2 separate regions of the Homo sapiens genome follow, and region 1 is linked to region 2. A link is a loop called in an ENCODE intact Hi-C map of the cell type or tissue named here. Cell type or tissue: heart right ventricle. All regions are shown on one strand. Links, peaks and the distances in the headings refer to the core of each region. The heading gives the core; the rest is flanking DNA.

Evidence for each region. Peaks named below come from ENCODE experiments on the same cell type or tissue, not always from the same donor. Only the 100,000 strongest peaks of a DNase experiment are listed, where the experiment ranks them.
Region 1: a loop joins it to region 2, with 1.9 times the contacts of the local background. A loop is called at or near these places in 4 of 110 quality-filtered maps.

The regions. Positions count from the first base shown.
Region 1 is chr6:5,617,201-5,632,344 of GRCh38, forward strand. All of the region lies in intron 6 of FARS2 (phenylalanyl-tRNA synthetase 2, mitochondrial), which reads left to right. Among named protein-coding and RNA genes, the nearest start is that of FARS2-AS1, 170 kb to the left of the region's middle. RefSeq lists an enhancer at 9,950-10,219. In heart right ventricle, for the core only: no CTCF peak of the experiment used is centred there; no DNase peak of the experiment used is centred there; H3K27ac peaks cover 1,013 bases.
Region 2 is chr6:5,502,889-5,518,032 of GRCh38, forward strand. All of the region lies in intron 4 of FARS2 (phenylalanyl-tRNA synthetase 2, mitochondrial), which reads left to right. Among named protein-coding and RNA genes, the nearest start is that of FARS2-AS1, 52 kb to the left of the region's middle. RefSeq lists an enhancer at 4,479-4,608. In heart right ventricle, for the core only: no CTCF peak of the experiment used is centred there; a DNase peak (open chromatin) is centred at 6,413.

The DNA of each region.
Region 1 (15,144 bases), core at 3,231-11,230, 120 kb after region 2:
AACCCCATACTGACCTGCTAAAAGGTGAACTTATTCAGTTCCTTCTGAAGGAGACAGTACTTTTGATTAGAAATTTGAAAACATTCTTCATTGGCACTGATCTTACAATGTCTTGAATACATATTGTACAGATATTTATAGACTATTTTTTTGGAGCTATGCCAAAGGGCATGGCTGCCAAGGGCATGTGTCCCTTATTAAGAAATAAGGGGCTTGGTGATTGGAGTAAGGTTCCTGTGGCAGAGATTGCTAATTATCTCTCAATATCCAATTCCCCCTGCCCCCGTCCTTCTGCCTCATGCCATTGTTGTAATAACAAAAACCTGGTTTTTTAGCTCAGCAATTTTCCACTCAGCTAGAAGTCTATACTTCTAAATTGGCCAATGATTTGTAAGTAGATGTGTTTAGTGGTATTTCCAGAAGTTTCTTTAAAAGTTGAATTGAGGGTATTCTTTTTTCTTCCTGCTACTTCATTGTGACTGTGATGGCTAGTATTCTTGCAGCCATTTTGGGCCATGGTGCGGACTTGGCAATGGAGACTGTATGGAGTGGAGCAACAACATAGAAGAAATAGCCTGGGGCTTGAATCTGTGTCACTTCAGCCCTGGACTTGTAGCTGAGAGAGAAATACCTTGTTTAGGCCACTTATTTTTTAGATCTCATTATTGACAGCCAAAGCAAAACCTAGCTATTACAGTACTGGGAAATATACCTGAGGAAAAGGACACATTATTTAGTAATGATGGCTTACTGTGCAGTGATCCTCAATAAGTATCTAGGGCAAGGGCTGACCAGATTGTGAATATTTTTGACGTTGTGGGTCATAAGATTTCTCTCGTAACTACTCAAGTCTGCAAGTGCAAAAGCAGTCACAGATAAAATATAAACAAAGGAGCCTGGTTGTGTTCCAATGAAGCTTTGACTACAATATCAGACAGTGGAATGTGAATTTGGCCCATGGGCTGTAGGTTGCTAACCCTTGATTTGGGGGAGGGGGATACATGAAGTTTTTTTTGAAGACTCTGACTCCCAAATTCCAAAACCCTCTACTGGGAGATCATCCTTCCTTGAGCACCCTGTGCCCATCCTCCCCATCTCCCCACCAAGTCCCTGACTACTTAGGTGATAGGAAGTGAATGGTCTCCTGACCTTGAACCTTGACCTCAAGATTTATTTTATTCCATAAACATATAAATGAAATATAGCCTGATAGTGCAAAAGAGCGCCGACCCTTTCTTTGCCTAACATCAAAGCATGCTTAAGTGTGAGACGTGATAGGACTGAGTGAAAGACAAAGTCGTTAGACACGTTGCATGTTATTTTCTGAACAAAAACAGATCCCAAGATGTTTCAGGGAGACATAAACTGCCGAAGAAGAGCCTAATTTCATAATATTAGACAAATGGAGAAATTTTTTCTTGATTACAAATAACAGCTTGTGCCCTGAAGGAGGATAGATGTTCAGGTTAGAAGAAAATGGCGTTTTGTTCCAGCCAGTCATTTAGAACCTTCTCCCAGAGGGTCTTTGCCACTTAATCTATGGGCCACTTAACGTGCAGAAGAGTTCTTGTAGTTCTAAACTTAATGTAACAAAAAATAGAATGGTGATTACCTGTAGGGAAGGGGACCAGGTTGCCATGTCCTTTGACATCTTTGGAATATGGTACTATATGATGCATTGACTAAATGGGAGACTTGAGAAGGCAATCATGTATGTCAGTATATGAACTTGATATCCCCTCCATCACATTTGTAATATGAATACATTGATCATCTTCAGTCTCCAAGTTCATGCACCTTAAGGAATTATGGTGTTGTTTTTTGTTTTATTCTGTAACACCAGTTGCTCAGAATATTTCTTAGCAAAATGGGGTATGAGGAAGAGTGAAGAGTATCCCAGGGGAACTTAGCCATTGCCTTTAGCTGCCAACACTTCATTTGGAGATGCCAGCTGATTATTTATGAACTGTGGAGATGGACTGTAAGACAAAGTAGACCTTAATAGGTCAGATTTGGTCTGGCTTTAAGACAGACCTTTTTGAGAGTGGGAATTGGGGAGTAAAATTTTTTTTTTACTACCATCCCTTTCCTTTGATTGCAAGGAGGGGTTTGGTGGTGAAAAATGCCCCAGGTATCTGCAGCAAGGGCAGGTTTGAAAGGGTGGATTCACTGATGCCCCTAACCCGATTCTGCTCATAGACTCACTCCTTGTTCCGGGGACTGCTGGCCTGCCACTTCCTGCTCACAGTCGCAGATGGGGCTTCCTGAGTCTGTGCACTGTCAGTCAGAGCTGAGATGCTAGAGGTGAGCTCCTCCCTCAACCCCAGGTCACTAAAGGGGCCTCTCAGTTCTCTTCATCCCTACTTGAACTTCCTCATGGTTATATTCCCTTTTGTGATCTATCACTTGCCATTTTTTATAATTTGGCTTAAGTGGGTAGACTAGAACACTTGTGACCATGTCTGACAGAATTCTCAAGAGGGTCTTCACCATGAGAGGCACCTTCTCGGTGTGGCTGGCCTGGCTTCCCAGTGTGCATGAGTCATGGACGTTGACCTGGTCAAAGCTCTTCCTCCTGCAGTACTGGAGCAGTGCATTCTCCTTCCTGTCTCCCTCTCTTCATTCTTTTTTCCATATGTTCATTCATTTTCACTTTGTCAAATTACACCCAATAAAAATGCCAATGCATACAAATTTGAAAATAGAAAAGATGAGATTCACCCATCATCTCAACACCCGAACACAACAGCTCTTACACTTTTACATTTTCCCAATCATGACTGTTTTCCATATGTGCGCATCAGACGAGTTTTCGGCCCTTACATAGAGAAGTTGGTATATGCTTTGCATTGTCATCCCTTGGTCTTGGGGAGGGTTTTTTAACCTCTGCACTACTGATATTTTGGGCCTGGTAACTCTTTGTCCTGTGCATTATACGATGTTTAGCAGAATCCCCGGCCTCTACTCACTAGATAGCAGTAACAACCTTCCTACCGTGCACGCGCACAGACACACACATACACGCACACACATGACAACTAAAAATATCTCCAGTGCCCCCTTGGTAGGCAAAATTGCCCCCAGTTTGAGAACCACTGGGATTTTCTTTAATGGAGAATGTCTTATGCTTCTTATAAAAAAAGTTTCATAAAATTGTACTTCATTTTATGTTATGAGCAGTGGGGAGAAGGGATAGAACACATCACAGGAGGAGGTGTTCTAGTGGGGGCTCTTGTCCCAAGGAACAGAGAGACCCACTTGTTCAAATGTAGGACAAGCTGGACAAATTAACCAGGCTTTGGAAAGAGCAGGAACTGAGGCAGTTGAAGGGTCTGAGCTTCACTCTTTCCATGGTGTCACCACTTCCCTATTCCATTTCATTTTCTCACACTTATTCTGTCTCTCCCCACCTTCCCACCATGTCGTTTCTGCTCTTTTTTGTCTTATACAGAGTTCAGAATACCCCACCTGGGCCCCGAGTCCACATGACCTTCACTGTCCAGCAATCAGCACCAACTTCAAGTCCCTTGTGTTATTCTGATGGTCTCAACAAAGGGACCGGATTAGCCCAACTCAACTTTTCCTGCTAGATCAGAGGCAGTTGGTGGATGGGCTCCACTTGAGTCAGATGCTGCCCAGGGTCTAGTTAGCCACGTGGGTCAGGTGGACAGGCCTCCGGCCTTCTCCTATATGTCAGTAGGTTTACTGTTCTTACACATCCTTCTTTATTTTCTCTTTCACCTGAACTACGTAGCTGCTGATTTAGGCACCACCACTTCTAGCCTTCCTTAAACTTCATGCAAAGAGATGTGCCATAAATACATTTGCCAATTGATTCTTGAGTTCTTGTGCTGTGGAAAACATTGGGCTAATTGCTGTGGGGTCATAAGGGTATGGAGGCAAGATTCTGGGGTGTTTGTTTGTTTTTGTGTTTTGAGACAGGGCTTTGTTCTGTTGCCCAGGCTGGAGTGCAACTCCTAGGCTCAAGTGGTCTTCCTACCTTAGTCTCCCAAGTAGCTAGGACTACAGGCATAGGCCACCACACTTGGCTAACTTTTTTTTTTTTTTTAATAGAGATGGAGGTCTTGCTTCGTTGCCCAGGCCGATCTTGAACTCCTGGCCTCAAGGGATCCTCCCTCCTTGGCCTCCTAAAATGTTGGGATTACAGGTGTGAACCACTACACCTGGCCAAGATCCCGGTTTTTATGGAGCTAAATAACATGCGAAAAGTGAAATAGCAATAAAAAATATGATGTAACAAGGCTGGTTAAGCCTAATGAATGGCCTTCCCAGTTTCTTGCATGTAATTAACACTCAGGAAACTTTGATTGACTTGAAATGGAAGGTACCCATCATCCAGGGCTGCAGATTCAGAGGAAAGAGGCCTTCAGTCTGGGAAAGTTTACCAAGGAAACCGAATAGCAAGCTGTGTATGTCTGTCTCCCTTCTAATCCCTTATGAATGGGATGTACACAGTCCCAACTCTAGTTAATGTGTGTGAACTACCTGTCATAGAAACTCAGCTTCCAAAAACTGTTGCCAGGATAGACCCACTCATGGTGGGTACTTTAAGACAAAGGGAATTTATCTCAGGATACACCTGAATCAAAACTGGAAAGCTCTTCAGAACTGAGGGAAGGTCTAAGGGCCAGAGACCCTCAGCCTCTGGGTGCCTCTGGCTCTGTTTCTGTCCTTCCTTCTGCTGGCCAGTCTGTATCCTCTACTTCCCCACCATACACACATTAACATCTCTTCTCTTTCTACATTACCTGCAGTCTTTTCTAGCCAGTCTGCTTCATTATCCAGTGCAAATTCTGGAGGGAAATAGCCTGACTGACTGAGCTAAACACCATCATGCCTTTCAGGCAGATCCCCTTGCATCAGGCTGCCTCCTGGGGTGCTGGGCCACCTGCACATGGACCACCGTTGGGTTAAGAATCCATTGTCAATCTCACTAGGGGCCACTTATAAAACAGCCCAGCCCTACTCGCCAGAGCAGGAAGCCCTCGGCAGAGCAATTTCAACCTGGAGGGCTCATCAGATTTTTTACACCGCCTTCCTCTTTCTCCGACCTGCCACCGGTCAGCTCCATGTGTAGAACTCTGTGTAACTGCAGCTTATTGTTGGCTCATTCTTAGCTTTTATTCTCTATTTGCATTTAAACTTTTCTAGGCTATTCCACATGATGGAAACTCCTTAGAGGCCTGTGGCATAGTAAGTGCTATGGTTTGAATGTTTGTGTTCCTCCAAAATTCATGTCAAACAGGAATCTCTATTGTGTTGGTATTAAGAAACGAGGCCTTTGGGAAATGATTAAGTCATGAGGGCTCTGCCCTCATGAATGGGATTCGTGCCCTTATAGAAGAGGCTTCAGAGAGCTGCCTGCTCCTTCCATCTCTTCCACCTTGGGGAGGACACAGTGTTCGTCCCTTTTGTCCTTTGTCCCTCCGCCATGTGAGGATGAGTAAGAGGAGCCAACTATGAAGTGGAGAGAGACAGCCTTCACCAGACACCAAATCTGCTGGCACCTTGATCTTCGACTTCCCAGCCTCCAGAACCGTGAGAAATGCGTTTCTATTGTGTATTAATTACTCAATCTAAGCTACTTTGTATAGTGGCAGGAACAGATTAAGACAATAGCTCATTTTCGTCTTCCTGCAATGTTTATATCAGTGGAGGGAGACTTACTACATAATGCTTGCTGGATGGTTAACTAGTGCTTCTTCCTTCCTTAGAGGAACTGTTATTCAATGACTGGAAATAGTTTATGAGAAGTAGAGTCCACGTAGTTTAGTGGAAGAGCTCAGAATTTAGAATTGGAAGGCATGGGTGAGTCCTGACTTTCACACCTTAGATGTGTGATGTTGGGACTTTTGGAGCCTTAGTTTCCTCATCTACCACCAGGAGTAATGTCATCCATAAATGGTAGCTAGGAAAACTAGATGACACTATCTATGTGAAATGCTTTGAAAATTTAAGACAGTTTCCAAAAAACGAGTTAGCTATTAGAGTAAAAAGCCAGTGTCATAGTCAATCTAACTTGTACTTTAAAATAAAGAATAACCTCAGTACAACTGGGAGCCTTGGACTTGGCAGCCAAATGCATATAACTGGGAAGTTGGGATAATGAAGGGAAACAGAATGAGACTTTGTATAAAACTGTCATTTGGAAATGATGCATGTTATTCCTGCAATTTAAGGAGGAAATTTTTAATTAAAAAAATACTTGTAGGCCGGGCACGGTGGCTCATGTGTGTAATCCCAGCACTTTTGGAGGCTAGGGCAGGCGGATCACGAGGTCAGGAGTTTGAGACCAGCCTGACCAATGTGGTGAAACCCCGTCTCTACTAAAAATACAAAAATTAGCCAGACGTGGTGGCACGCGCCTGTAATCCCAGCTACTCAGGAGGCTGAGGCAGGAGAATTAATTGAAGCCAGGAGGCGGAGGTCGCAGTGAGCTTAGATCATGCCACTACACTCCAGCCTGGGTGACAGAGCGAGACTGTGTCTCAAAAAAAATAAATAAATAAAATAAAGACTTTGTAAAGTGGCATCGATGCTGGTCAGCAGAGTTATATAGCCAGTCTGGGTGTTCTCTGGGTCCTGTGTTGGGAAAATGCTGTGGACAGTGGCAGATGAGATGACATTTCTGGTTTGCAAATCACATCCTGGTCTTATTCCTCTGGACAGAGCCAAATAAGTGCAGTTATCTGAACTTAAAGATAGCCTAGCGCTGAAAAGCCAATGACAGCTAATCTTGAGAGAGCCATGGGTACAGGGAGCTTGTCAGAAGTTGTGTCTCCTTGAAATTGGCAGCATGCAGTACCAAGGGGATGGCCAGACACTGCCAGGCCTCTTTAAAACTCTCCTGGCTGCTTCCTTTTCTTTTCCATTTTTATTGTAATGCTGGTGATGTGGGTATAAGAACTTTTGTTGTGGTGGTTCAGACAGCCGAAAAAGCAATTCTCACAAACTGTTTTTAGCCTGGATATCTGTTTTCCCCTTCTTCCTTTCTCTTTCCTCCTTCCCCAAGCTTTCTTTTAACAGCTTACGATGGGTGCATCTCATTCCCATCACATAGCAGCCCTGCTTGACACCAGCATTAGATGAATTAAATCACAGTTTGTTCAGTCCCCAAACACCTTGTTCCTCCTTGTTGCCCTGCACATCACCATTTGCCTAAAGATTCTTCGGGATTCCCTTCAGTGCTGTCCTGGCAGGGACCCAGGAGTAGTGTCTCTGCAGAGAGAAGGGCAGAGGCAGAGAGACTGCTTGCTCAACAGCAGCTAGGCAGGGAGAGAAGCCGGGCGCTGAAGGAGCTGTATCTTCAATGTTCTGCTGTTGCAATGCACACCTTCATGAAATCCTTTTTAACTTTCACTTAGCGGTTTTCAGCGAGTCTTTGGCTATTGTCTTCCCTTGGCATCCTGGGCACCTTTTTGTAGTGTGGCGATGGAATGCTCTCTTTCCAAGATGAGGGATGAGAGTAACTCACATCCTTTGATGTTCCCTGCCCCACCCCCTCATGATTAGATTCAAGCAAGTTAAACACACACCAAGAGCAACCTGTGACATGATATAAGTCACAGAATTGCTGGCAGAAATGGGGTAGGGTGGGGCGGCCCCGCCCCCGCCCCCTCATTTTGGGCAGTTATGAGTGACACTCTGAATTGTTCGAGGTTTTTAAACTTGTGCCCTCCGTTCACAAGATCACTTCTTTCTGGCTACCACCCAAATTCGATGTCCAGAGCCAGCATGGGAGTCTGCCCCTCATCCCCGCCTAACTCACTGTCCATCCACCTGTGTCTCCTGAGTTCTTCCCATCCCACACATGGCTCAGCCTTGAATGTACCATAGCTCCCACAGTTAATGATATTGTCTTGAAAACGAAGAGATTTATGAATTTGGATACATCCTGGCCCCTTCAGAGGGACCATTATCTTGACTGTAGATCTTGGAGTTAGGTCTCTAAAGACAGGCCTGTGATTTGTGAGAAAGTCTCAAGGATATGCAGGTAACACCTACTGGAGTCACGCTTCACCAGTTCACATTTCTGAGCAGCACAGACAGGTCTGGCAGTCTTGGGCCTCACGTTGCTGGTCTTCTCCAGAGCAAGAAACAAGCTGGGCTCCAGGATCACACAAGCAGGGCCGCGACTGACACAGGGGTGCAGGCTGAGGCAGCTCCCATGTCTCTTGTGCTAATTCTTTTCTTTAATTTGCTCATAACTGAGGCTTGAGTAGCAGCCAGGAGGGTGAACCAAAGAAGGCAAGGGGCCAGCATAGACAGGGATGAGGTCAGCCCCGGGGGGAGGGACTGATGATGTGCACAGATGTCTGCCAGGGGTCCTAATGGCACCCAAGATCCTGGGTGTCTGTCTTAGGAGGGATGTTTGGTAGAGAGACAAGTGGCCAGTGGACACTGTGGATATGTGTGGTGGGGCAGATGAGTGGTCACAGAGAAATAAGGCTTAGGGGGACAGCGATCCAGTCATTGGCAGAGTGGAGTCCTAGGTAAGGCCCAGTTACAGAGGAATGTGGAGGCCACAGCCTGGGATGCGGGACTCTGCTGTTACAGCAGAATCATCAGCAAGGCTGCCCGCCTGCCCTGATGGTGAGCCGCTGGCCAGGCTCCAGATGGTCTCTCCGGAGAGGTGGGACTGGGCTTGGAATCACAAGGCTGAATCTCAGATGCGCAGGTGGTGGGGATGGTTAAGTTAGAACATCCAGGCATCCAGCAGGTCTTTACAGAGGCTTCAGCTGGTTTTTTGCTTTGTTTCTGTTTTGTTTAATAGTGTACAGCTTCATAGTGATCTACATATTCATGTATGGTTTAGAGCCAGGGAAGGTGTTATCATGATTGGAATTTAATTGGGTGTCTAGTAAGGAAAAAGCAAGGTAGAATGTTCCATGACATTTACAGGAAGAAGATAATGCCTGAAGGAGGCCTGGTACGAATGAGGGAATCCCTGTTTTCTAGTGGGAACTACCTCAAGGAAAAGGCACTCATCAGACACGTAGGAAATGAGTTCTCAGACTCAGACATCCCCAGCCTGCAGGTCCAGATGAGGGTACGTAATAATGTTCATACTCAGATATCCCAAGTGCATCGCCACCTACCTGCTGTCATGGATCCCAGTATCCCGCAGAGCCCCCCAGAAGTATTTCTGTAGGTCCCAGGGGGTGTCCACAGCAAGCTAACTTCCACTGGACATGACAGTGACTCCCATTGGGCCCCCAGGGGACACCACCGTTGAGGCTTTGGGGCCATCATGGTGTCCAGTGGTATTTCAGAGCTGTACGTTTCCCCACTGTCAACTTGTCACCTGGGACTTAAGCAACTCAGCTTTGAGCCCCGCCTTTCTACCAGCCTTGCAAAGCCCCTCTCCCACATCCTCCTTAGGCTTTCCCTCCAGGTAAACCCATGCAAATAAAGGTTTGGATATTTCACCTCAGACCTGGTTAGATCTCAGTTTTGACTAATTTCTTTTCCATGGGAGCACAGTTCAGAGATGAGGACAAAATCAACAAAATTCCAGTTACCTAATAATCTTTTGTGAACATAACTATAGTCATGCATCACTTAACGACGGGGATACATTCTGAGAAATTCGTCATTAGATTTTGTTATGTAAGTATTATGGAGTGTACTTACACAAACCTAGAAGGTGCAGCCTACTGCACACATAGGCTGTATGGGGTACAGTGTAGCCTATTGCTTCTAGGCCACAAACCTGCACAGCATGTTACTGTATTGAATACTGTAGGGAGTTGTAACACAATGTTAAGTACAGTATCTGAACATATCTAAACATACTTCATAAAAGTGGCAGCGTAGTAGGTTTGTTCACACCGCATCACCACAAATGCATGAGTAATGTGTTGCTCTGTGACTTTACACTGATGATAATGTCACTGGGTGATAGGTAGCTTTCAGCTCCACTATAATCTTATGGGACCATCATTGCATATGCAGTCTTTCTTTGACTGAAATGCCGTTGTGCAGTGCATGACTGTATTTTATAAGATGAGCCTAATTTGTGTTATACTTCTCGGGAATGAAGGCATACCCTGCAGTAGGTTTTGGATTCTGTGTTTGACAGATGTGGCTGCTTTTCTTTGCTTTCACTTTCCCCTAAAGGAAATAACAGTAGTAAGATGAAGAAAGAGGAAACTAGTAGTGAAAATTAAGCAGGTGAAATATTTATATAAGGCAGGACAGCTGTGGTCTAGACATTTACACAGAATTTTACTAGAGTAATTGCTTATCTCAGAATTCATTCAATATGCTAATTTCTCGTAGCAGATTGCCTGTCCGGCAATGCACATGGCATACAATTTTTGAAATTCTGCAGTGATGATGGAATAAGCATTTCTAACCCATTTCTCTGTTATAGCAATTGCCACATTGCCTGGTGTTTATACGTCTTTTCATCACTGCACTGAGTTACTATCAATTACTGGGTCTTTAGCTTTCTACTATATTTGGGATATAGAACAGAGTAAGTACTCAATACGTATTTTTGATGAATTAATGATAAAGAGAAAGAAATTCCATCAACAACGTATGTTATATTGTTTTTTCTCCAGAGGTAACTAACCTAACTTGATATATAGGCCACAACTTAACCTCAGTTGGCAGTGTTTTCCAGCTAGGTGACCAGAACTCTTTACTATCCATTATGATGATTTCTTGAAAGGGAGAAACTGACTAGGGTGGAGAATACTCCTTAGAAACAGAAGTTGGGTCCTAAGTAAATTGATGATTTAAAAATTATTTGGTGCAGGCCAAATATTCAGATAGGGAAAAGGAAAAAAGGAAACAAAAAGAGAAGGGATTTTAACGAGGTTGGTCATATCCTATACAAAATACAGTTTTAAACTCTTTAGCTTCCAGGAGCAGAAAACTGTAGGAAGTATGTAAATTATTCACGGTTACCTGGGAAACCCTTTCTGACAGGAACGGGGGAGATCACAGGGTTGGATGGAAATTCAAGCAGTCAAATTGTAATGTGTTTGTGTGTAAGTTTGCTTGTTTGTTTGCCACAGATGAGGAACAGGGAAAATTTCTGAAGGAAGGTAACATGAAAGGAAGAAAAAAGCTTGTCTGTACAGGGAAGGCAGAGAAACTTCAGGTCTCTTGAAGGTGTAATTTCCAAACCACTCTGTCCCTAGACCATCCTATTTGGAGTGACAGCAATAGTGGACCTCTGACCCGGGCTGTCAGAACCCCTTTCTAGAAGCAGCTTCTTCCCGCAAAGGCATGGTCAGTAAGGGAGCCTCCACGTTGGCAGAGTGGGACTCCACGCTTTGGCCCCGTGGACAGATCTGAAGATGGGCACCCAGCAAAGCTGGGCAGGCGAGGCCTCTTCTCTGTAATGTTTGGACAGAAAACCAAAGGGCGCTTGGATTACTCCTCCAGCGGCTGAAGCTGTGAGTACCTAGGAACCATCCCCGGCCACGTTTCCCATCAAGGGGAGAATGTGGTGAACAGAGATGAGAGATGGAGGGAAAGTGCTGGTGTGCCTGAGTCCCTGGTTCCCTGGTGTTCTGGCGCCCAGCCGCATGCTGCCCTTCCCACAGCCTGGTTATCCAGTCCTTCCTCAGATTCCCTAAGCCGGTGGTAACTCTCCTGTTGTTTAAGCTGGTTTGATGTGCACTGCCATCACCTGAGATCAAATGAGTTCTAAAACACATGCAATTGCAGACTTCAGGCACTGGCAGAGGACAAGAAGGAAGAGGTAAGAGGTTGAAGTGATCAGCTTCCCTCTGAGAGAACTCTGGAGCACCACAGGGTTGAGGCTGAGGTGACCATTTCAGTATGAACTGAAAATGGCTTTTTTCCTTATAGCTAGAACGGCTGAAAATCAGCACCATGTCAGGTTGTAACACATCTGTTCCAGGGATCACAGGATGTCCCATAAATGGGTTAAACACTTACCATGGGTGAGGCAGTTTGCCATCTGTGATATTTATGGTCTGAGATATAAAAATAACTTTTAAAAAATGAGTGCTTGTCCTCAAGAAGCTCACAGTCTGATAGGAGGTATCACATAGGTATATGTGATTCATTGTGAAAAAATGTCTTAAATTAGAAACGTGTCACCATGATTTCAAACAGGGGTAGCACCTTACTTTGCCTTATATACTCAAGAAATGTTTGCGGATTGTGGTTCAGCTGAATCTTGAAAAACAAATAGGAATTTGATATGGAAGGGGCCTAGAAATTTCAGGTAGAATGTATATGTCTGTCTTTGTACATGTTGCCCACGTATACAGACAGAAATGTAAGAGTGAAGTAGTGTGAGCAGCATAATAGGGAGGATGGGAGAGTTGGGAAAACGAGGCTGAGGAGATGAGGGGCTAGATCCTAAAGCCTGTATTCCCTTATAAAAATGTGGGCTTTCCTGGTAGAAAATGTGGAGAGTCATTAAATAATCCTACTATGTGCAGTTTTTAAATGATTACCTATCTTAACTTTGTTGGCCAAGGGTAAGGTTGGTGGTTGGAAAACAGGTCAAGGAAAAATTTAATAAATAGTCTGAGTGACAGGAGATGAGAGTCTGGGCTGAGTTAGTGCCGGGGGCCTTGTGGGGAGAAGCTGACAATATAAAAAAAAAGACAGGAGCTCAAATCTATGGGAAACGGGGCCAGTTCAAAGGAGAGATCGTGGGGATGAAGAAACCACATAACTCTCAGAGTCCTGACCTGTGCGGCCAAGAGTTTGGTGGTTGGAATGGAGATGAGGATTAAGTAGGGGCAGCAGTGCTTTGGTGGAGAAGATGATTTAGTGACTTTTGGACTTCCTGAGTTTGAGGCAGGACACAGGGGAATGTTACCCTAAGAGCTCAGCAGAGAGAGGCCAGGATTGGAACGTGTACTACTCTTGACCACTGGAGCTCCAGACATGACCCAAATGCCTGGTGAATGTCTAGAACAGGTGAAGAGCAAGGTGAGGAAAGGACCCGAGGGAACACCAAGGTTTAAAGGATGGTGGAGACAGTGAGTGAGGAACTAAGAAGGGAGACCCAAGAGATGGAAGTCAAAGAGCAGAGGCTGGGAATGAAAGCCATTGGAAGGTACAGTCTCTTGCAGGAGTGAGACTGTAGTGTCATCAGAAAACAAGCGCAGACCACATGGATTTGACAATGAGTAGTCTTCTAGTAGTCAGTTCAATGGTAGAAAAATACTTTGGATGATCATGTTTCTTTAAATATCCCACCCGTTGTGTCTTTACTTGTATTTATTCCACAAATGTTCATAACTAGAGAATACTTGATTTAATGGATTTATGCAAAGGGTTGGTGTCTCATGGAGCAAGCAAAACGTCCTGACTCTGGAAACCAGACCTGCCTCTTCATACTTATGTGTCTGGTAATAGGCATTTGAAATAATACTGCAGGGAAGTTTCACGTTGCTGTCATTTACCCGTTCTGATTTTCCTTCCTCGTATAGCTCACTTGAAGGGTGGGATAAGATGGCTGAAAGCGCTCCTGTCAGCCCTCTCTGAGAAGGGAGAATTACACAGACGTGATGATTGGCTATCAGAGTTCCCCAGCACTGGGGTGGCCCACTTAAGACAAGCCTCATTAAATTCACTTCATCAAGTAAAGCCGGTGTGTCTAACTTAAGAAAGAATGTGGCATGCAAATTAAGACCTGAAAATATGAATGGAGTCTGAGCGATGCTTTGATCAGCATTTCTTAATATGGCACATGGGGGAGAAAACTTCTTAAAGTTGCATTTACTTCCCCTCAGTTTTGTATGGCAGGGGAATCTGTTCACCTGCTACCTAGAATTGCCTCCTCCAAAGGAGAAACCCACTCCTTGGGAAGCAAAGTGCAATACAATACCAAGTATGCACAATTTGAAATTAGACTTGACCTCCACTCACCTCACAAACTAAAAACAGCCTCCCCAAAATAAGAGAAAGAAAGCTGGGAAAGGAAGGTGTGAGGAACATATTGCTGGGAAAACAGATAAGAGTTGATTATATTTAGAATTTTTTTCAACCCAGATTGAATCAATGAATACCTATGCATTGAACATCTTAGTTTTGGGATTCCTACTGCAGGAGAATCTATTTAAATATGAATCCCAAATAAATTTATATCATGTCTGATATAGGAATAAATCTGGCAATATTAAACAGATCAAATTCTCAAGACAACTAGTCTGAATGGAAGCTATTCTTAGCATAGTTTAAGTAAAGGAGATCAATATAGATATTCAAGATTGAAAAATCCTAATAGTTAATAGAAAAACAAAATTCAAGGTCCCTCTAACCTTCAAAGCCGAGCTGTTTCAAGTGCTTCTCAAGAAACAAATGTCTCTTAGAGAATGTAGCCAGGGCCCTCTAAGGCAGGTGTGCTCCTGCATCCTGTCTGTGTGGAGTCCTTCTTCCATGACTGGAATTGTCTGAGATCTTGGATACCACTCTGCCCCACAGGCAGCTTCACTCAGCCAGTGGCTGGACCAAGTGGAGGTCGGAAATTGAACCCTGTACCATGTGACCCGCTTTATGCATTTTACATACTGTAATTATACTGCTTGACTATTTTAAATAATATTTTTACTTAAGTTTCATGCTTCTTGCAATAAAAGGAGAATTTTTTTTCCTTCTCAAGCTATAATGTAAAAATGTCAGGGCAGTTATTATACTCATAGTTGCAAATTTGTTTAATTAAAATTACACTCAACTGTTCTGACACATTTTTAAGCAACTGTGAAAAATAGCTATTATGATCTGTTGGTATGCTTCCTTGAGTGGCTAATAATTTTGTTAGATCATGATTTAGTTCTTTTTCATCGGTAAATATGAAAATTAAAGTTAGATAAAACGAGCCATAATTTCAAACTTTGTATTTGTTTATCAGTTGGGCTTTTGAATTAAGTTTTAAAAATCACTTTTTCACCCTATGCCCCAATAAAAATTCAGAAACTGTATCTGTTAAAATGTCCCGTAGGTGTATTCTGTGGAAAAATAGATCCAAAAAATTCATAGCAGATTATAGGAGGAGAATCTCTTCACAGGCGAGACGTGCTCTACAGGCGTTTCAACTCTGAATCCGAGGTCTCAGATTCAAGGATATGCTACAAATCTATTTTAAGTTGTTCTCCATTCAGTTGCTGACACTCTAGAAGG
Region 2 (15,144 bases), core at 2,266-10,265:
AATTCGAATTTTTTTTTGTTTTTTTCCATGTGATTCATGGGATAAGAGGAATGCTTTTGGAAGTTCATTTTGTCAAAGGTAACACACCTGATTGTGCGTGTGATTGTAAATCCATTCAAAAAGCTCAATGTTTATGATCAAATTATTTATTTTTGTAGTGATGATATATGAAAACTTTTATGGAGAACAATGTTTTAATAAAAACAACATCCTCACTAAATTAAGAAAAGTGTAGCAGAAATATACCTGGATTGATGGTAAGATACATGTGTATATAATTCATAATTTAAAAATTAATAAAATATATAAAAATATTTTAAGAAAATAGTAAATAAAAGATTTTATTAAAAATGGGAAGATGTAGGTCAAAAGACATGAAGTTGCAGTTATGAAGTACAAGTCTAGAAATTACAGCACAAGGACTGTGGTCAATAATATTATATCATATACTAGAAATTGCTAAGAGTAGATTTTAGGTATTCTTAACACACACACACACACACACACACACACACACAGAGAGAGAGAGAGAGAGAGAGAGAGAGATAACTGTGTGAGATGATGGCTATATTAATTTGCCTGGCTGTAGTAATCACTTCACTATACATTTGTATATTAAAACATCTTATTGCATACCGCAAGTACATATGATTTTAAAAGAAAATAAATTAATTAAAATATTTAAATAAAATATACAAGTATATAATATGAAATGTATTTTGTAAAATCATTGAGTATAGAATGTACATATAATTGATAATTGTATCCAAACGAGTTGTGATATTGTACTCTTAGAATTAGAAGCTGCCATTGTAAAAATGTACAGATATTTATATCTTTACACAGAATGATTGAACTACAGATTTTTTTCAATACTGAAGTTAAATACAAAAACACACCTCACTGTGGGAAGAACACACTTGCTCTCTTTGCCCCCGTCATTGATCAGATTTTAGAAATATGTCAGCCTTTGAAAAACTTCTTTGTATCTCACTGTAACTATGCTACACTGGTAATGAGTGTATGAATCCTTTAAATCTTGTCTGCATTTTTGCCCCAAATCAAGTGGAAATCTTAAAAGTATTCAATTACTGGAGTATCAGGAAATTCAGCATAGGCAGGTTTTAGAGACTTGCCATTATTAAAACCACAGCCTGCCAGCTAGAAGATATTGCCGTATTTCCTCACAAAAGCAGAGTAGGGAGTGACAAATTATAGGATGAGGGCCCAATGGTAGGTACACAAAATTTAATTTCAAAATTGTATAATTTTTCCTTAGAACAACTACGTTATGGAAATAATTTTTTCATGAGACTTCTGTATTTTACTGGATAAATTTTTATTCTATATCACAATGGAATGAAGTTGAAAAGGCTTATAATATTGCATCATCCACATTTGGTCAGATATTCAAAAGAATCATAAAGAGAGACAATTAATATGAGAGCTTGATCTTGCTAAAGTTTTCATTAAAGACCTATACACTGAGTGGAAGCAGAAAGATAGTTCCTTTAAAAATATTGGGAATGAAATATTTATGCTTTCCAGTAAAAAAAAAAAAAAAAAAAAAGAATTGAGAACATTTTCCTTTGGTAGGATTTGCTCTGAGCTTATCACTTACCCTTAGGTGTTTTCAAAAATTAAAATAGTGTGGACTTAACAGAAACATCCATTGAAGACGTCAACAACTTCAAGTCGCACAAAATGCAACATTAAGGAAGAGACAAAAATTACTGACACCAAGCTCGTATCAAACACAAATACTTTTAGAGAAATACCAGGACAGAATTCAAAACATACAGTTACAAAACTGCTCAAGGTATGTAAATGTATGCCAAGACCAATTACTATTTATATTACTTTTAAATGTTTATAATTAACATAAAGAATGTAAAGAATATAAAGTTTTTATATTTTGCCTTAATGTATGTGGACTTTTATTTTTTCTTTTTTGACATAGGGTCTTTCTCTCTGTTACCCCGGCTGGAGGGCAGTGGCACAATCTCGGCTCACTGCAGTCTTTGCCACCTCAGTCTCCCAAGTAGCTGGGACCACAGATGCAAGCCATCACACCTGGCTTGGACGTTTTTTAAAGAAAGATTTTAGTTTTGAAAATAGTTTCTGAATAAGAGTGATTATATAGATCCATGATTATGAGAAAACCAGTTTGTCAGTCAATAAATAGACATTTCAAAATAATATAATTTTAATTATTTGTGGTACCTACTTTCACTCTCAGAAGTGTCTTGGTGTGAATGATAAATTATATGGCTATTTTATTAATAGCTTTTGTGAATCTTTAGGTTTAAAACATGGTAGAATTCAAAACGCTGAGATTAGATGGAAAAGGCTTGGAGGCCCAGCAGCTCAGTCCCTGGGAGCTTCCTTCGCTCTTCCAGATTGATACTTTAGTTCCTGTTGTGCCTTAGTGGTTTTGCTCCACCATGACCCCCTTTCTTAATTGAGTAGCTCCACTCCAACTTGGACAGTTGTCTGTCTGGCAATGGTCCCCTCACTGTGGAGGCAATCACACTTTTAGCCAGAGAATTTTGGATTTAAGAGAAGAAAGAGTACTGTCCACATGGTCCTGAAGCGACATACATCCTCCTCAGCTGACAGGATTAAGAGATTAAAGTAAAGACAGGCATAGGAAATTATAAAAGTATTAATTTGGGGAACTAATAAATGTCCATAAAATCTTCACAATCCACGTTCTTCTGCCATGGCTTCAGCTGATCCCTCCGTTTGGGGTCCCTGACTTCCCGCAACATACTGTCCCTCTTCAATGGCTGAAGCTATAGGATGCGATGCCTGAGAGCATTGAACAATCATGTTTCTCAACTTTGCACTTGAGGAGCAGAGGTAGCCAGTCTGCAAACAGAAAAGGAAGACAGCAGATGCAGAATGAAAACAGTATGTTTGATATCCAGGGTGTGGTTTTTCCTGAGACTCCCCTTCAGTTCCACCAGCTATTATAATATTACAAACATTTTTATAATAAATTAACCTTTTGCTATTGTAAATTTAAGTTTACTTGCTGTTGGCAGCCAGAAGAGTCTTTTCTTTTCCACCTGAGTTTTAAGCAAATTAAGACATTGAAACAGGTGAAGGAAAGAGAATGTCAGCTTTATTTCTCCTCAGCTGATGGAATCACATGGCTTTGCATCTGCATCAAGAGGACCTGCTCTCCCTCCCTCCCCTCCAGCCCAACCTGGAGAATGGTGGGGTCTGCATAACAAGCATAGTCTCTCAGCTGTCCCAGTGGAGAGCAGGGCAAGAAAGCCTATTCCCAACTTCAAGGTCTTTTAGTAGATCAGCTCCGCCTCATCCAGAAATATGGACCAGCAAGTAACTTGCTCCTCCTAGGGAGTACTGAGCTCCTAGCGGGACTCAGTAAAGGGCAGGGTGTGGGGTCAGGAGAGTCACTCTAACGGAAGTTTTTTAGCAGAGAGAAAACAAGGCCAGCAGAATAGAGGAACCCCACTGTGAGTTGAAACTAAAACCTGAACCTTGACTCTCAAGATTTGTGAATGCCCCACTGTTGGTCCAACATTCAAATGGGCAGCTAGAGAGAGTGGGGCTGGGCACAGCCTCTTAACCACCGAATTGTCTTCTGTTTACAATTCTGCAGGCTCCTTCCCCATGTTTTGGTTGGGATCAGTGCAGAAGCTTCCCTGGTTTGTCTCTAGCACCTCCCACCACTGCCTAAGATTCCAGACGGGTATCACTCTGTGGACACCCAGCATATACAAACCTTCATAACATTACACGAAGATGCTTGGAGCCTGGGAAGGATCTGCTTTGAGGGGAAAGAGCAGATTTAGCTAATAGACATGGCAACTGGTGAGAAAGGTCATCTGCTTCAGTGGTTGATCACTGAGGCATTCATGAAAACAGCTAGATGGAGAATCGCTCTGAAAGTTCGTGAACAATAAGATAGCAGGGGAAATCTGACTATAACAGTAAATCTTCAGTGTTGCTCTTGGCAATCCAGAGTTTTTCACAGAGAGAGGCTAAGAGGCTAACCATATATTTAAAGACTGCCCCCTTTCCTGGATACATGTCTACTGTAAATGGCTTTGATTTTTCAACATAGGATGACTTTTTCCAGTTTTGCACATTTGAGTGCATGCACACTGCTGTTTGGAGTTTTAGATCTTTCTAAAATCCGATTCACACAGACACCTAACCTCTTTAACCCCTTTCTGCCACCTACCTTCTCTGTGAATACAGTGCTTGCAGCCTTTCAGAGACAGAGGTTTCAGAATTTGGCAGCAAAAAAAGTGATGGCTTCTAACACATTTACAGTGTGGTTAACAATAGCAGTTGCTGAACTCTGCCATGGCTGACTAGCTTTCCACTGTTAAGTGTGGTCACACTGGTAACATTTACTTAGGAACTGGGCACACGAGTTAAAATGTTACATGCACAACCCATTTGGGGTTTGAGGTATTCTCTTCTACATACGTTTTACTTGTTCATAAAAAGGAAGCTCTTTAAAAAAAAAAAATCTGATGTTTAGCTCCTGTTGATTCGTAATGGCTGAGAAGGAGTTTGAAGCATGTTTCTTTTCATCTCCTTTCAGCTTTTAATTTTTAGTACTTTCACTTATGTCTGTAAAAAGCAGTTAAAAGTGAAAGTCCCCTGACAGGAGTGTGTAATTGGCAGGCTGGGGTGGAAGGCAGGGGCTCATGATGGCTTTAAGAGAACGTGAAGAGGAAGCAGAGCTGTTCATTGTCAATGGTAATAGCTTTTAAGAGAGGCAGAACTTATGATTTGAGCTTAATTTCTAAATGAAGCTCATTTTCCAGTGTCCCAGCCCACCTCTCAGTGGCCTCCCGGCTAGTGGGTCAGACTGCGGACACGCCATGATGGCACACAGAGAGAAGACCGGAGGGAGCAGAGGGACAAGGGAGAAGCAGAGAGCAGGGGAGAAGAACTTAGAGGTGTATAAGAATTTGTTTATAAGTGTGTAGCCTGTTAAAACCTGACGATCCAAATGGGATGGGTGGCCAGAGCTTATGCCCCGAGGTAGGAGAAGGTTTCTTTTGCTTCTCAATTTCAGAATGTCTGGTAAGCAAGTGATTGAGAGTTCTGGGTTTTTATAGGCAAATAGAGAAAGGGAACAAGGCATGAAGTTTTATTAAAGCAAGGTATGCTTCTATGTTTCACAATAAGTTATTAAGTTCCTCTACTTATTTTCTAGCACTGCAATATATATGCATATTCTAATGGGGAGTTATTAACTCTTTGAAGAGATGAAAGGCAAAGATGTGAAATGTCTGGGAAAACAATCAAGTCAGTGATATAAACCATTAAGTGCAGTGTGCACCAAGAGAGGAATTTTCACCAGGAATGTAGGTGATCCCCATGTTGAGACCTAGTATAGTTTTGGATGCCACATCTCCGAGGGGATCATCCCCCACGTGGATTCCTCTCATCAGAATCTTTCTTGTAGTCTTTGTCCTAATTTATTTTTTGTTACCATTGGAATCTATAAGATGAGCAGATAATTCAGCAAGAAACAAGCTCAAGTGAGTGAACACATGACAGCAGGGACTGAACCAGAGGGCAGAATGCAGAGAGGCCAGGAGGGAATCTGTGAATTAGCAGGAGATCTTCTTGGGGAAAGGGGAGCAGAGTGCTGGCAGGTGGGGCGGGGGAGGGGCTGAAGCCCTCCCAGCAGTGGAGGAAAGCATGGGTGTACCCACAGGGAGGGCACAGGCCCAAAGGGTACAGGACAGAAGTGAGACCGAAGTCTGAATTGAAGGCCCTGAAAGGTAAAATTAGGAGATTGCCTCTGGTGGCAACTAAGAGCATGTATGTTCTTGGGCATGGGTTTGAGAGGATTCAGCAAGTGACAGGATGACAGCCAGGCAGCCGTACGCAGGGCGGACTGGAATGGGAAGCTATCCCGCACGGAGAGGTGGACAGAATTTGAATCATAGTACTATCATTGGAAATGAGGGGGCACTGAGAAATGGAGAAGACTTTCGGAGGAAGAAACGACAGTATTTAGTGACAAATATAAAGGAAGGAGTCAGCAAACATTTTCTGTAAAGGACCAAATAGTAAACATTTTGAGTTTTGCGGGCTGGTCTCCAGTTGATTTTTGTCACTATTCGGCTCTGCCATGGTAGTGTGAAAGCAACCAGAGAAATACATCCATGCATGCGTGTGGCTGTGTTTGCCCCAAGGGCCACACCATAGTTTGCCAATCCCTGATAGAAGGGATGAAAAAACATTTTCAACCTTAGAGAATAGACGTAGACATTAGGTAAAAGCTGTTAACCTTGTAGCCAAGATTTCATTTCACCCAATCAGAATTGCTGAGAACACTGTCTTCCTGAGATACTAAACTTCCAGCTTTGCCCAGGTTCTCCTGCCCAGCATTCCTTGGCGTGGAGCTCGAGGGTGACACTGGGTTTGCGTATGCAGATAAGAGAAAGGGAACAAGTTACAAGGTTTGATTAAAGCAGCGGCCCCTCCGTCTGGTGAATGGCTCCTAGTTTACACCACGTAGCTGATGAAAATGTCACAAAGAAATCTCGTGAGCACACTGGGGAAGTGAGTTGTTCCTGGTAGGACACAGTTGGTCCTGGTTTTTACAATTCCAGTGCAGCTCGGCAGACAAGGGGCAGACTCGATGGGCATAGTGCAGGAAAATGGGTTCTTAAGGGTAAGGCGAGAGGTCCCAGCTACTTGTGAGTGGCTTACTTTTCCAAGGAGTCGATAATGATGGAGAAAAGGATGTCCAGAGGGTGGTCCATCTAGCTTGGCGCCAGAGCGGGAGAGCTGTGGAAGCTCAGCAGGAAAGACTGAGCGTGGGGACTGTGGTCTCTGCAGAAAGTGGGTGGTTTCTTTATGGGGATACCTGCTGGAGTGTGCTGGTTTTTAAAAAACAGGTTACTGGGAAGAGCATTATCCACAACACAACATCTATATATACCAACACATAGCATATGCACACTCCTCTACATGTTTATATATACACATCGTTTCTGGTTTATTTTCCTCTTACTCAAAATACATTATGTCGCCCAATTTTGTTTTCTCATTTAATGTGGAGCTCTTTATGGTGGTGTTAACTGTAATTTTAGCTCTACATTTTGTGAGGCCCGCCAGTGTTGGGCTGGGGATTAAGGAGAGTGTCATCTGGATAGATGGCAAGAAGGCAGCACCGCTAGATTTTTATAGGACAACCAAAGGCTGGGGTTTGGAGGGGTTTTTTGTTTGTTTGTTTGGTTGGTTGGTTGGTTTTTGCTCCCTTTTCTATTTAAACAAAGATTTTGCCTCATTTCAAATTTTTTTTTAGTTCAGTGATTCTGTGGATATCTGCAGAGTGAAACGTTACATTATTTTTCCTCAGGGGTGGCAGATGAGTTAGTCGACCCCTTAGGGAAGACTCTGCCTGGGTCGACCCCTTAGGGGAGATGCTGCCTGGTCCCTTCGCCCTCTCCCTGCAGGGTGCCATCCTGGCCTGCCTCCTTCCAGGCAACCCCAACAGAACTGCGGAGCTGAAGCAGCCTCTCCCCTTCAGACCTCAGAGAGCATTTGTCTGACCGTGAGTTCCGCCGCAGCCTGGCCTGTCTTTCGCCCTAGTTAGTCTTTAAGCTCCTGAATGCCCGCCGCACGCCCAGGGCTTTGCACACGGTGGGCACACGGTGCCTTTTGAGCGCGGGAGAGGGTTGTGAGCTGTTTGTGTGCGGAGCCTGTGTCTCACTCATCTTTGCAGCCCCTGGACCTGCTAGAGAGCTAGCACACTCACCAGCGCTGGCCGCGTGAGAAGCGAGTACGTGAGTGCTGACACAGTGATGAGCTTGACCCCATATGTAGTAGAACGGGTTCCCAGCCTTGTGTCTGAGCCCCACCCACCCCCCTCTTGTCCTCTTGTCCTTTTGGGGATTCACTGTCAGAGGAGATGACCTCAGGAAGTTAATGAGCCAATGAGAGATGAGCTGGTATTTATTAATGGCAGGCCGATGCCTAGGAGTGCCTGTCTGTGCTGGGCTTTACCGGTATGCAGAGATGCAGCCCCCCAGTGGGCTTGATGTGAGATCTCCTCCTCTCCCTCCCTCAGCAGGGCTTGCGGGGATCCTGAGGATCAGAGCCTGAGTTGTCTCCCATGCTTGAGCTCAGAGGGGACTGAGCTTCCCTTCTCTCTCAAGACACAGGAGGGAGAAGGAGAGGCCAGATGGCACAAGTGTCCCACACTTTCACCCCAGATTGGTCCAACGTTTAGTCAAACCAGCACATGAATGGTAGAGGGACAGAAGTAAGAACAAGAAAGAATGATAGATGCCAAGATGAAGATTTTGTACATGAGAAGGTATTTAAGGGATCTTGCAATTTTCCTGCAGGAGAAAAAGAGAAAATGAGGAGAAGGAAAGCATTTGTGCTGTAAGAACTAACCTATAAATTATACTTAAATAACTTCCTCAATAAGCATAAATCATGCAGTTACATAAAATCATATTGATTTCATTATGTTCGTATTAATACATTTTAATTTTTAGGTGCACATGCCTGAAGGCACAAGGCTCTTAAACACATAATAATCAAAAAGCTAATTAATCACAAATGGGCAAGTTTCCCAAATAATTCCAGGAATAGGTACAATTAAGAAATAATACCCTGCGCACAAAGTAGAATAAAAACACACAAGCAGACAAGAAACTTCATTACAAGCCATAAAAACCAAAGAGAAAAACAGAAGAGTCTCATTTCCTAAGCCAGGTAATGCCTAAGCCAGGTAATGTATTAGGAGGGCTATTGGAGGAAAAGGGTCATTTCGTAGACCTGTGGCCCTAACCATGCCTTTTCTCTGTTTTCCTCATTAAACTGGTGAATCTTGACTCATGCCTCTGTTATATTAATGATTTCTTCTAGCTTTGAGGGATCTAGAAGTCTCATAAGCACCCCTTTTATTTCTCTGAGTGGCTGCTGAGAACCCTAAATAGAACAGGGACAGGTTCAGGAGTCTGTTAGAGGATACAAGAAACCTCTTTCCATGTGTACACATTCATTAATCAGAACTTTTCACATATAAAGGTTCAACAAGTTTCAGATCCATCTAAATAAACAGTTGAGTCCTCTTTTCTCTTTTGTGAGTATATTCTAGGGACTTCAGCCAAGTGCTTTGCTATAATCAGAATATGCTTTATTTATGGCATTTTTTGGCTTACCCGCCCAGTAAATGCAACCACAAGAGATGATAAGAATGGGATGTTAGTCAGCACTCTTTTAGTTCCAAGAGTCAGAAACCCAACTAAAGCAAAAAAAGGAAATTCAATTGCTCACATAATAGGAGGCCCGGGGGGTGGGCTTGCTTCTGATTCAGCTGAATTCAGGCCACACAGCTAATTAGAGGGAGAGCCAGTTCTGGAATTGACTTCAGGTCCTCCGACTCCCAGGGCAATGCTCTTTCCATTACCTGGTGCTACCTCTATGCTACCTCAATCAATAGCAGCCAAATTAAAAACAAAATGAAACAAGAAGGGCATGTCTTCTCCTTGGGGTCACTAATAATTTATTCTGATTTTACCTCTCAAGACTTGCATTGTTCATGTTCCTGAAGGAAATTAGCAAAGGCTTTTGGGTGTCTTTATGAAGGAGAAATCATTGCTTTCTACCTACTTGTATTCCACTTTGTGTCCTAAGCTAAGGTAGATGGTTTGCCCGTCAATTATTTGTCCATCCATTTAGTCTGAAAACATTACTCAGCATTTCCTAGGTTACAGATGCTGTGCCAGGCACCCGAGATTCAAATGTGATAAAGACATTGATAATTTGGTGACAAAGGACAATTCAAGCAGAAGGCCTAGTAAATGTAAAAACACAAACACTTTCATGCATTCATTCTTTTCAGCAAAAAATATGTATTAAGCACAAAGTAGGTGACAGGAACTGTGTGTGCTAGGTGTCATTAGTAGGCATAAAAAAAGGAGAACATAGGTTGGGGACTGCAAATAGTTCATTATGGCAGAAGCACAGGTCTCACATGGGAGAATATGGGAGTGAGGGAAAAATGTAGACTGATGTCCAGTCATCAGACACACTGGGGACCCTGGATAGGTTTGACGCAAGAAAGTGTCCTTGTCTGATTTTCATCCTAGACACTCCAATTGCAGATGCGTGGGTTGGGTTGGAGAGGGGTGGATGGCAGGCTGGAAAACCTGATGGAGGCTATGGGAATATTTCCTAGGGGAGAGGGTGGACACTATGAGGTGGCGGTGGTTGGGATGGAGAGAAACTAGGTTCACGAAGGAATCCAGAGGTCAAAATCAGCAAGTCCTAGTGACTCATCTCATGTGACAGGTGAGGGAGGGAATGGAGTTCAGATAGTCAGGAACCTTGTGAACAGCGAGGTTATTACCTGAGACTGGAACTCTGGGGAAAGGAGCTGAGCCGTGTTTGTGTTGTATCCACATTAACTTGAGCAGTGCCTGACATGTAGGAGGGACTCAGTCAATGTTTTTGAGTGAATACCTGAATATTACAAAAAGGACCATACCAGAAAGTACTGACAGGGGAAGTTATCCTAATTCAGAAGGCCATGGGAGGCCACCTGAAGAAGTGATATTTAGCCGAAGGTCTAGAATGATTTGGAGGCAATCAGGGAAAATAGAGAAGTTTGCACTCTTTGTGTTCGAGTCTCAAATGCCATCCAGGGCGCCTGTGTCTTTTCGTTCTGGCTGCTGCCTCTACCTTTTTCTACTCCTGGCATTGCCTTGTGGCCTTCTGTTCCTGAGCCTCTTCTGTGTGTGCAGGGAGGCAGCAGGTTGTCCAGGGTGATAAGAATGGTAACGTCATAGTAACTACTGTTTATTAAGCGTTTAGTTTCCTGATCTCATTCAGCAGCCCTCAGTCACAGAAAATGAATGCTGAGTTCTCAGAGTTTATTGCTGTCTAAGTGGGCACGTAGGCCCTAGTCAGGGCCCTGCCAGGTTCCCAGGGTGGGGAAGGCTTTCTGTACCATTACAGATCACAAGAGTTCAAGAAAAAATGACTTTATGAGGTATCTTTAGGTTATCTAAAAAAAAAAAATTTAACAACTATTGATCCAGCCAAATGCACTGTTGTATCTCTTCATTGGGGATTTGTGTTCTCCCATGGTATACAGGAGGTTTGAGGATACTTAAGGAGAGTATACAATGCAGTAAAGTAGGGAAAAAATAGAAAATTAACATAAAAATCTGGACATATATATATATATATATATGATAAAGTGAATCTAGGAATGTGCCAGATGTGTTGTAGTTTAAAGAAATATTGTGTGTATTACAGATTCACAAATATGCAGCCAAACCCTTAAATGAAGCATAAGTAATCTGCCAGCCACCTAGTTAAAGCAAGTTTTGTGAATTATAATGAAATTCTCTCCAAGTACACATTTCTAATGGAAGGAAATTTACTTTAGAGGAACATTAAAAAGACAAAATTCTTGATCGTCTCAGAAATGTGGGTAGCCTTGTCTTGCATAGTCATTCTGTAATAGTAATTGGGACTTGCCTAATTGCATTTATTATTTAGAGAGGCTTGGCTGCATTTAAAAGTCTAAACATTCATGAAAATCTGTTCTAAATGTCTAAAAGTTTTTCAGTATGAATTTAAAGTTGGGACATTCTGGCCTTAGGGAATTCACCCCACAATTGGCTGAACTATTTTTGTTGAAACACAAAGTAATCATGGTTTCAGTTTGTAAATTAGCTATTGCTGTGAGCTGCTGTACCTGGTGAAGAGAATTTTCTCTGAAATTGACAACTCTCTTTCCAAATGTTCCACTACAGTCTTATACTGACATCCCTTGACATCCCTATGGGTACAGTCATGAGATTCAAATTGTACATTCTTAATCTTCCCCCAAAATGACATCTGTGGCTTTTTTTTTTTTTAAGAGATGGAGTCTCACTGTGTTGCCTAGGCTGGAGTGCAGTGGCATGAACATGGCTCAACTGCAGCCTCAACCTCCTGGGCTCAAGTGATCATCTTGTCTCAGCCTCCCAAGAAGCTGGGAGTACAGGTGCATGCCATGCCTGGCTAAATGTTTTTTGTTTTTTGTTTTTTTTTTCAAGAGATGGGGTCTTACTGTTGCCCAGACTGGTCTTGAATTCCTGGTCTCAAGTGGTCCTCCTGGTTCAGCCTCCTGAGTAACTGGGATTACACGGACAAGCCTTCAAGCGAAACTCCATCTGTGGCTTTTAATTAAAGATGGACGTATTGTAATCTATGTGGCCATAGGGAAATAATAGCAAATAGTAAAATTGAAAGAGGTACATCTGACAGTAATAATAAAAACTTTTTTGTAATTCTGGAAATAATGTGACACCGCACTGCTACTCAGAGATAACAAATGAAGCTTAATTGAAGTTCCATGAAACTCTTGCCAATAGGAATTTCTCATGGTGTATGATTACCATGTGGAACGAAAACTCTAGGTCCTAGACTCAGACAATGACTATGATATAGTCATTTCATGGGGATATTGCCATTTTAGAAAAAGTAGTGCTTGAAACCTGATTCAGCGTTTTTTTATTTTTATTTTTATTTTTATTTTTTGAGACAGAGTCTCCCTCTGTCACCCAGGCTGGAGTGCAGTGATGTGATCTCAGCTCACTACAACCTCCATCTCCTGGGTTCAAGCATTTCTTGTGCCTCAGCTTCCCAAGTAGTTGGGATTATAGATGTGCACCAGCACGCCCAACTAATTTTTGTATTTTTAGTAGAGAGGGGGTTTTGCCATGTTGGCCAGGCTGGTCTTGAACTCCTGGCTTCAAGTGATCTGCCTGCCTTGGCCTCCCAAAGTGCTGGGATTATAGGTGTGAGTCACTGTGCCCAGCCCAGCATTTGATTTTGACTGTGTGTTTTAGACATTGATAATTTTATAGGACTTTAATCAGGTTTTATACCTGATACGTCTTAAATTTAATGTATAATTTAGCATATCATTTTAAAACAAAAATAGAAAAATATTTTAAGTGGGTTTACGTTTAGTAATTTATATCATATTAATTACATTTGTTACAGTACTCAACTTCAAGATGCACAGCCCTATGTGTGTAATTTAGTTTGCTGTGTTAGGGTAATTAAGCATGAGCTGCTGCAACAGAAAAAACATCTCAAAACCTCAATCACTTAGCACAACGAGGTTATGTCTTGTTCTTGCAAATGCTCCGAGTCTGCAGTGGTTGACCCCTCCATGTGGTAACTCAGCATAAGCAGCCAGGGCCCTTCCAGACTGTGGCAGTGCCAGCCCAATAGTAGTTCTGGGGTCAGGGAACAGAAGCATGGAATCGTCACACCAGCTCTTGAATGTCTCTGCCCAGAAGGGACACGTTTCACTTTCACACATACTTTATTGGCTAGAATGAGTCACGTAGCCCCATTAGACTATAGAGGGGCCAGAAAGTGTAGCACAAGGAATATTCGTGTAACAGTATGTTCTCTGCCGTGTCATCTTGGAAGTAATTGACAGCAGTAGTAACAGCAACAACAACCAAAAGGGTTTGCAATAGTATAGGTTCTCTCTAATTTGTAAATGGATTTTAATTATACATTTTGTTTGATTAATGTGCATAGTTGACACAGCCACAGAAGCGGAGTGCTGTAACGAAAGCTATAGGGACCTAGGAACCTGGGCACCTTTCTGATTACGGTGCTATTCTGTGTTAGCTAATTTTTCCAATTTGTGTTTGTCACTTAAACTCTTCCACCTATTTTGTACTCATTTGCAAAATAACTAGATCATGCCTAAGATCCCTTATAACTCCAAAGTTTTAAAATTTCTTTATTCAACTCAAGCTCTGACCATAGGTATCATGTTATAAGGAGGCTCTATATTGAAAGAGAACCTATAAAAGAGCTGTGTATCTTTGCAATATAACTTTGCATTTTTTAATTAACCAAGGATATAATATGTTTACTCAGGAACCCCCCCAATTTAAGTTTTCAATTCCAGCTTCAGTGGTGTGCATGCTACTCTGAATCTTGTGAATTCAGTGAAGACGTATCTGTCCACTGCTATGTATAAGCATTTTGCAAGATGCTTGGGGTATAAAAATGAGTAGATCTGGTAGGATGTTGTTCTGGAGAAACTAGTCTTCTAGCCTGAGAGACAAAAGTTTAGATAGATGCATTCATTGTGCCCTGGGAGGTACTGTGGTGGTATGGAATATGAGCATGGAAGGAAGAAGAGTGTCTGCGTTTCGCACAGTTTGGGAGATGGGAAGGGCTGTCTGAGCTGAATTTCAAAGAATGATATGAGTAAGTTTGGAAAAAAGAACAAAGGTGTAAAAAAGCACAGTCTATGAGGAAGAACATCAAGCATTTTATTAGTGCTAGAGCTACGTTGTCCATAGCCACTGGCCACATGTGGCTAGTGAACACTTGAAATATGGCTTGTTCCAACAGATATGTGCTTTAAGTATAAATATACACTGAGGTCAAGGCATGGTGGCTCATTGCCTGTAATTCCAGCACTTTGGGAGGCCGAGGCAGGCAGATCCACTTGAGTTCAGGAGTTTGAAACCAGCCTGGCCAATATGGAGAAGCCCTGTCTCTACTAAAAATACAAAAATTAGCCTTGTGTGGTGGCACACGCTTGTAATCCCAGCTACCGGGAGGCTGAGGCAGGAGAATCGCTTGAACCTGGGAGGTGGAGGTTGCAGGGAGCCAAGATCACACCACTCCACTCCAGCCTGGGAGACAAGAGTGAGACTCAGTCTCAAAAAAAAAAAAAGTATAGACATATATATACACACACATACACACATACTGGGTTTCAAAGACTTAGTTCAAAAAAAGGAATGTAAAATATCTCATAATTTTCCAAATTAAATACATGGTGAAATGAGTATTTTAGATATATAATATTAGGTAAAATGAAATATATTAATAAAATCAACTTTGCCTGTTTCTTTTCACTTTTTAAATGTAGCTAGAACATTTAAAAAATTTCCTATTCAAGTTACACTCTAGCATAGTCCAGCCCAATAGAAATATAATGTAAGTCCCCGCCTTGGCCTGGGCTGTGCTAGAACATAACTCATACAGGAAGATGTGGTAGGAGTTGACGGTTCAGAGAGTGGCAGAAATTAGGGCATGGAAAGTCTTGGGTGCTGTTCTCTAAGCAGATTCAGAATAAGG